Linked DNA regions of Homo sapiens: regions 2 and 3 are each linked to region 1. Evidence: chromatin contacts called from ENCODE Hi-C or POLR2A ChIA-PET data. All regions are on one chromosome and are shown on one strand. Each heading gives the region's core, a stretch centred on a gene start or an enhancer-like site at or near the end of the contact. The rest is flanking DNA. Distances are from core to core; before and after follow the strand shown. Region 1 holds the start of LINC01894 (long intergenic non-protein coding RNA 1894). Region 2 overlaps ZNF521 (zinc finger protein 521). Region 3 overlaps ZNF521 (zinc finger protein 521).

Region 1 (2,700 bases), core at 8-2,507:
CATCTGAATGCTGTGTAAGGGTTTGCAAGCTGAAAATCAAGTGAGCAGAGGGGAGATCCCTCTCAACTGACTGTGAACAAACCCTGCGAACTCCAGAGCCATTTGTCTAAACCAAGTGCTGAAAGAAAGGAAGCCCGAGATGGGGTAGCCACGAAGATTCATTTCCTTGTGGAGTTTGGCTATTCCTCCTCACTTTTAATCAATGCAATCCTGTCTAAATAGCCTACTTTCCTTAGCAAAGAAGTCTGGATTTAAGCTCTGAGCTTGCTTTTTTTTATTAAAGGCGTGTTGGCAATATCATGGTACATGACTTCCCTGATTTCTAGCAAACAGAGTCATAGATAACCTGAATACCAGAGTGCTAGCTGCTTCACCCCAGTTGAAATCAGCCTAGAATAAACATGTAAGTCATATAGTATTCCAGTATGAATAAACACGATCTGTGTATTTATAACTGTGTGTGTGTGTGTGTGTGTGCATCTGTGAGTGTGAGTATGGTGAACAGCAGACATTTCCATGCTTAGGATTTTTTCTTTTAACTGGTGAAAATAACTGTGACCTGAATTGAGAATGAACCAGGCTCCAAAAAGGCAGTTTTCCTGAACATGTACAGACAAAGGAAATAGTTTCCTTACCAGAAAGGAGTCACTTGAAAGCTTTTAGGCCAGACCGTGCTCGGGCTCAGATTTCTTTTCTTTCAGCCCTTTGATGAACAACTCATATGGAGATTCAAGCGTCTTGTGCCTGGTTTGAATTTAAGCTGTTGCTGACTTTAGTGGAAAACTTTCATAAACTCAACTCAGGCTTTCTTCCTTTCCCCACGACTGCTGACCAGGTTTTGATATATCTTTGGATATTCATCTTGAGTCATTCATTCTCAGTGTGATCATTATTATCAACTTGACGGAAAACAATTTTTCTGCAAGAGAGACTGAATTCAGTCTTCTTTCTCTTGCAGCTCTGAGTTCTGTCATTCTTCTGGAGCAGTGGGAGGGTGAGGCGGGGCTGGGAGACTACTGGATGCAGGAAGGAGGATGGAATGGGAGTGAAGCCTGCCGACAGCTGCTGGAGATCGCATATCTCTGTGGCAGAGTTATTGCTGGGACAATACCACATGGATCCCTTCCAGTACCCTAGCAAGAGGGCATAATCTCCACATGCCAAAGCCCTTCTTCAGGAATGAGCTGCATAGAGAGTGTAGTTTTCAAGAAAAGCCTTGCCCTCAAAACAGGACTCTTCCTGTGGCTCACTTGAGAATAGTTCCCTGAAGGATTTCCCCCCATTTTTGCTGGGCTTTTTGGTGACAGTTGAAAGTTTGGAATGCCCAGAACACTTTGTTCAGGAACCTGTGCTGCCTTCAGAATTGCGCAGTGAAAAACAAGAGCCTTGGAATCAACCCAGCCTGGATTTGGAGCCCAGCTTTGCCACTTACATGGGTAACTTTAATAACAAGTCTTCCTGGTCCTCAGTGTATATGTGAATTTAAGAAATCCTCAATTTCTGGATATTGGAAAGATTAAATGAGATTATGCTTCTAAAGTTCACTGTCTCTGCTTCACTCTTCCTCTCTGACCCTATGCTCTTGTTGATAACTTTGCAAATTCTCCTGGTCCTACGTAACTAAAACAATTGTGTCCCGTCCAAGCATAGAGGATCCAAGAATGATCCCTAGGGTGTGTGGGGCCCGAGGCGAATCACATGGTGTGTCTTCACTCCCTACATGTTTACAAAGACACAATCAGATTTAAGCGATTTTGAGGGCAGGTTTGAGTTGAAAATGAAAAATATCACAAAAAAGGAGAAGTCTAAGGAATATGTGTGGAAGCAGGAAAAGGGGGCATCCTGTTTGGCCTCAGGGTGGCTGTGTGGGGCACTGTAAGTTGCTCCACGCCCAGCAGCACTGATCTCCAGAGGCCCCTGAATTCAGCTCAGCACTTGCTCACTGCTGAAGCCATCCTGATTGGCCAAGACCTCTGGGAGTGGCTCTCACAGGAACCCTTCTCTCTTGCAGTTCCTGAACTTCAGGAGGCTCACTTGCCACAGTTCTTGCACAAACTTTGTTGCAAATGAGCCAAGTAGTTTGTATTTGTTTTTATAATGGTGCAAATCCGACAGGTAACTACCCACACAACCACTTCATTTAAAAATATATAAGACCAAGCCAGGCACAGTGGCTCATGCCTGTAATCCTAGCACTTTGGGAGGCCAAGGCGGGTGGATCATTTGTGGTCAGGAGTTCAAGAACAGCCTGGCCAACATGGCAAAACCTGGTCTCTACTAAAAATACAAAAATTAGCCAGGCGTGGTGGTATATGTCTGTAATCCCAGCTACTTGGGAGGCTGAGGCCCGAGAATCACTTGAACCCAGGAGAACCCAGGAGACAGAGATTGCAGTGAGCCAAAAATGCACCACTGCACTTCAGCCTGGTTGACAGAGCAAGACTCCGTATTAAATACATACATATATATCCATTTTTATATATATATACACACATATATATATCCATTTTTATATATATCCCATTTTAAAAACCACGCTGTGTGTGGTGGCACATGCCTGTGATCCCAGCACTTTGGGAGGTCGAGGCAGGAATATCGTTTGAGACCAGGAGTTCAAGACCAGCCTGGACAACATAGTGAGACTGCACCTCTATCAGAAAAATTAGCTGGGTGTGGTGGCATGCAACTGTGGTCCCAGCT
Region 2 (2,700 bases), core at 152-2,651, 150 kb after region 1:
ACCTTATTTTATATATGTACACATACATACATGTATATGTATACGTGTGTGTGTGTGTGTGTGTGTGTGTGTGTGTATGTCTTTGTTTTGTTTTAATGCAACTCCTTGAGGCTACTGCCCAGAAATCCAACCTGCTTGTTTTCCTTCTCTGGCCATAATGTTTCTTTTCCTTTTTGTTTGGGTTGGAAGGATGATGGGGGTTGGGCTGGAGACGGCTCCATGACCAGGTTTGCTACACAAGCCACAGCAGCAGGAGCAAGCATGATTTATCAATTAACAGGTAATGAAAAAAATTCTCTGCAATTAAAGATATGATTTTGCTCAAACAGGAAGCAGCACCATACAACTGTGTACCCCTCTGAGGAATACTCAGCTCCCGTCACTAATGTGGAGCACAGCTAATTTTAACAGAGTGTGTGTGGGCCCCTTGGGGGACTCCTTGTTGATGAAGGAATATACAGTAGGGAACCCCCAGAGGACCTAGCTGATTGGAGAGCCCCAGGAAAGGTGTAGGGAAATTACATTTCCTGTTTCTTAGGAGAGTTATTAAAGGGAAAGGCAGCTTTAATCACTGAAAGACCAGTTGCTGTATTATTTTTGATTTATATACCAAAACAATACCCTTTATTCCTTGGTTGCTTTTTAATATATATGTCAGCTTAGTCAATATTATATTTCAGTATAACATATAAACAGCTGTAAGATCTTGTTAAAAACGTGAAGGCTTTTGAAAGATTATACAAGATAAAATACATTATTGCTACTCAACAAAAAAATCAGAGAAAATTAAAGTAGACAGAAATATTCCCCTTTTTCCCTTCACATAAATCAATAAGCTATTTTGTTAAAAGAAATGCACCAAAAATTTCGTAATAATATATAAAAAAAGTTGTTGGCTTCCCAATGTTTTCTTCTTCTGGATATACAGTTTCTTTGGAAAGAAAAATTTCATTTCTATGCAATTAATGCAGAAAGTGCATAGTGATTTGTTGATATTATGTTCATGCCAATTTGTTTAAAATACTTCTATATAGTCCCTATTTTACATCAATATTTTAGTAAGCTTTGGAGATAGAGGAGTTTTCAGATCACCTAGTTCAACTCTTTCACATTTCAGGTAAGAAAACAAGAGTCAGAAAGGCTAAGTATTAAAAACACAACAATAATAACAACAATAATGTCTAACATGGGTTGGGTAATTACTGTTAGGTGCTGCTCTGAGCTCTTTGCATATGTGACCTCATTGAATTCTTTCTATAGCCCTTTGAGGTATTACTATTATTATCAATGATCAGTTTTATTGTTTTCATAGAAGGAGAGGTTCAGGTTGAGAAAGGGTGAATGACTCACCCAAGACCACGTGAGAAGGGCAGAAGCAGGGAGTGGGAAGAGGGATTCCTGACTCCAGGGACACCAGAGTTAATCACTAGGCTACGCTGTCTCTCCTGTCATGCACTGATTACAGAGGTGTGGGCACCAGACGCCAGATCCTTTGTTTTGGAGTCTAGTAATAAAACAGAAAATTATTTCATTCCATTAGATTATGTTGAAATATTCTCCGCCCCAAAAGATCACCCACAGAGCTGAATTTCAAATTGAAAGTTCCTATATGAATTTGAACTGTTAAACCAAATGGGACACCACATGTGTGTGTGAGTGAGTGTGCCGAATGTGGTTGTTGGACTGGGGGAATACAAGAGACCTTGGGAAAAACACAGGCAGGGAGGCCTGGTTCCTGCTGCTGTGCCCTCTGACCTCCCAAAAGGATCCTCCTCTGTCTCCTTGTAACCCCCAGGATGAGTCTCGCCACACCACAGTCCAGTCCAAATCCGATTACGTCTATAAAAACAAGTGTTCCATTTCTGGTGCTTTTTAAATGTAATTGAAAGACTGCGTCTTCCTAAAACAGCCAAAATCTATAACCCTTCTTGCTAATGTCCTTCCTGAAAACTCCTCTGCTTGCCAAAGCAGTGTTAAAGAACAACCACAGTGTATGGCATGAGTGCAAATAGCTTTCCTTTTAAAACACAAACCAAAATAACCTTTACAATCCAGCAGCTATAAGTGGTGGAGAAGGCTCCTTCAAACCCTGCCCCACAGTATCACCTCGGGCAAAGGTTTCTCTACTGTTAGAACTGGGATATTTGGAAGTAGGCTGCCCCTACAAGCTTTGCTCTTGTTTCTTTGGCGGATTCCTCTGACAGTTCCTAACTGTATTATCAGGATTTGTCTCGCCGGTAATGGCCAATTCATTTGTATTACCACATTTAGACCTTCCACTAAGCAGACAATCACAGGTATGAAGACTGGTCCCATGGAGTCCAGTGCAGCTGACTGATCTGACTGGCTCAGAGGAAAATGTCAGCAGGAAATCAAGTCCGTCTTCTTCATTTTTCCTGTCCAGATTCTGCACTTCCTTATGGACAAGCAGACAGACAGAGCACATGTGTGTGCACACACACTTCCTAAATCCCAGCAGTGAGCCTCAACCTCATTGGGGAAGAACTGGGACAGACATCGAGTCCAACGCCTTCATTTAACAGCTGAGGAACCAAGTCCCAGAGAAAATAAGAGACTTCCATGTGTTAGTTAGTAAGTGGCAAAGCTAGCGTTTGATCCTAAGGATGCCTAATCCTAAGGCCACCGTTCTTTATGCAGCACTGTTTTACTAAAAGCAAAAAAAGTCTTTATTAATGGGGG
Region 3 (2,700 bases), core at 26-2,525, 240 kb after region 1:
ATCTGAAGAACCAAATGAAAAGAGGAAATATTACGGGAATGATTTAAAATTAATGCAGTCAACCCAGATGTCTAATATTTAATAAAAAATTCCCTCTGCATTTTGCTTGTTTTTATATAAAAAGGCAATTCTGCAGACCAAAATCTGTTACGGGGTTCTTATTGATACAGACCTTATTGCTTTCAGCAAAAAAATATTAAAAAGTAAGCACATGAAAGAAGACAGAAAACACAATAATAATTATGTCTTGTGTAATGAAAGATAACCAGGATTTCTTCAATAACTGAAATTCGAATTCCATAGGCCAGAAAATGGATTATTAAATGTTAGAAGGGTACTGCTAGATATTACATGTAGCTAGGATCAGCTAGGATCAAGAAAAAATGAGAGTTTCACAAGGGCCAGATTTTAATAGTGTATTTTGTTTGGAAAGTTCAAGAGGTGGCCCACCATATCTTCCTTTTGCAAAAGCTTCAGCAGCCTGAACTTCCTTAGCTAAACAGGACCTGCACTTTGAGGTGAGCAGAGACAAAGCAACTTGTGAAAAACTGGAAACAGGAAAAGTGATAAATGATTATGGTAAATGCTGAAAGATTTATGAGTGACAAAAAGAAGACAAACAAGACTGAGAGCCAGATATAAACTTAGCAAGTTATCCATAAAGGAATGTTACCTTATATTAGGTGATTTTAAAAACTATGTTCTTAGCAAACGTGCACTGTTATTTCTGTTGCTTTCTTGATATCCAAGTGGAAAATAAGACCATCTCAAAGCAGGTTGTGAAACCTCTTTTTTGCTTTTCATAACCTATTATTCAAGATCAGAAGAAACTTTAAAAGCTTTCCACTCTCCAAAGGAGCACGATTTTTCAAAAAAACACACAAGTAAAGACCATGGAGTGGAGCTGGTGGGGATAGTGTTTCAGTTAGAATAAGAGGCTCAGTTAGAGCATTATTAGAATATTCTAATGGTATTCAATTAGAGTATGTTCAAATAAGTTTTTAAATTCTTCAAAGCTGAAGTTCACTAGCAAGCTAAATGATTAATATAAAAGTAGAAACTGGTGAGCATTATGTAAACGAATTCCATGTCTGCTTTCTTTAAGGTAACAAGATTTTACTAGATTGTCAGCCTCTTCCTTATCCACAGGAAACAGATGAGGATCATTCCTTTCCTGCATCTAGAAACTGATGACAACACCATCTCACTATCAATGCCAGATGGCAACCCTCTCACTCTGAGAAAACAACCAAACACCATTCCTGGATCCTTGCCCACTGCAACAAAGCTTCGCCATACAAGTTGAAAACCGCATGATTTTGCATCCTCATTTATAGGACTCTATAACCCAACATGTTTCCAGCATAAGAAAGGGTCTGATGGATGTGGATGTGATTTATACTTAAAGTGAATACACCAGGAACATATGCAGATAAACTCAACTCACCACTCAACATACAAAAAAAAAAATTTAACTAAAAGCAAAAAAACTCAATAATGATCTAGTTTTCCCCTTAAAAAAGTGTTGTCACCTAAAGCTAATATACCTGAAACAAATCAAGGTTTCAAATATTTACCCTAATTGAAAAAAAAGGCCATCTATTAAATGTACTCAACATTCTAGGTAAAATCTACCACATTTCACATTTATCTTTTAGGCTTAAATCCTGCTATTTCATTTAAAAAATATTTTCAAACACATCTTCTCATTTATACATTTGGGGAAAACAGTGAATCAGAATTTGTAATGCATCCAGCCTAGAAGGATGTAACTATTGAGCTTGAAAATTGAGCAAGTGAATTTATAATTAAATTGCAGATTGTGTCCAGGTATGATATATTTTTTACAAATACATAAAGAATTATAGAGCAATGGACCATTATAAAAATTATGCAATCCCTAACACCAGGCTTAATTCAGGTTCTTGTCTGTGGTCCATGCCTGACTATATCTATTATATAACTGTTCTCTTAAGCTTGTAAATTTCAGTGACACGTCAAGTGAGCTGAAGGTTAGGATCAAGGTTTTAACCAGGATTCAAGAGAGCAGAAACCTTTTCTTTCTTCTCTCCAGTCCCCATTACTTGTCTTTGTAAAGGAAATTACACAACACCCCCTCTAGAAGTCATAAGGCGTGGGGATTGAGCAGAAGTAAATAGTTTGAGCAAGGAATAATACTTATAGAAAAATAAATAAAGCATCCCTGAAAGGCTGATTTCTGTTTTAAAATATAAAATGTAAAAACTCTCATTTGCCAGTACTGTAAATGGATTGTGTTCTCCAAAGAACACACAGGGACTCACTACTCCAAGCGGGTTGGTCCACACTCTTCAGGTATCAGACTCCTCCAAGACTTTTGTGGTGATGGTCTCCCCGCCAACATACTCTGAGGTCTACCTAAGACTTTGAGAGTTATCCATCCCCATTAACTTAGGCTTTTTGGCAGCCACAGTGCAAACTAAGCTTAAATGGTGAATATAGGTTTAAACGATGTCAATTTCTTTTTACACGTGGAAGAAACTGTAGAAGATTCTTTCAACTCAGGTTCCTGAATCAACTTTAACTTTTTTTCCCTTTGGCACTAAGTGCTACTTACAGGGACTGTCTTTCTGGGTGATGGCAAGTTTTCTGCATTTCAATGTGAAGTACTTAACATGTCCATGTTAAATTTTAATTTTTGAAACCAGTCTCTTCACTTGA

Evidence for each region. Hi-C counts contacts between places; a loop is a spot of excess contacts on that map. ChIA-PET counts read pairs that join two places held with the same protein, here RNA polymerase II (POLR2A). Pooled maps may share reads with other maps.
Region 2: a map of psoas muscle shows a loop between it and region 1 (2.3-fold over the local background). The contact joins the enhancer-like site here to the promoter of LINC01894 in region 1. A Hi-C loop is called at or near these places in 2 of 168 maps with a recorded cell type or tissue (cardiac septum and psoas muscle) and 3 of 50 pooled maps.
Region 3: a loop to region 1 is called in a map of endothelial cell of umbilical vein, with 9 times the contacts of the local background. The contact joins the enhancer-like site here to the promoter of LINC01894 in region 1. A Hi-C loop is called at or near these places in 7 of 168 maps with a recorded cell type or tissue (chondrocyte, endothelial cell of umbilical vein, gastrocnemius medialis and 3 more) and 8 of 50 pooled maps. POLR2A ChIA-PET finds 5 or more read pairs at or near these places in 2 of 52 experiments (AG04450 and BJ).

The regions. Positions count from the first base shown.
Region 1 is chr18:24,986,722-24,989,421 of GRCh38, forward strand. It overlaps LINC01894 (long intergenic non-protein coding RNA 1894), which reads right to left and starts at 1,258. Exons shown (of 2, transcript NR_146903.1): 1 at 636-1,258.
Region 2 is chr18:25,135,236-25,137,935 of GRCh38, forward strand. All of the region lies in intron 5 of ZNF521 (zinc finger protein 521), which reads right to left. Among named protein-coding and RNA genes, the nearest start is that of LINC01894, 150 kb to the left of the region's middle. Within about 2 kb of position 1,402, at least 2 of the 41 ENCODE cell types and tissues checked have a DNase peak (open chromatin) inside an H3K27ac peak, as active enhancers do.
Region 3 is chr18:25,228,079-25,230,778 of GRCh38, forward strand. All of the region lies in intron 3 of ZNF521 (zinc finger protein 521), which reads right to left. Among named protein-coding and RNA genes, the nearest start is that of ZNF521, 120 kb to the right of the region's middle. RefSeq lists an enhancer at 292-1,942. Within about 2 kb of position 1,276, at least 3 of the 41 ENCODE cell types and tissues checked have a DNase peak (open chromatin) inside an H3K27ac peak, as active enhancers do; they include endothelial cell of umbilical vein, where a contact is called at or near this core.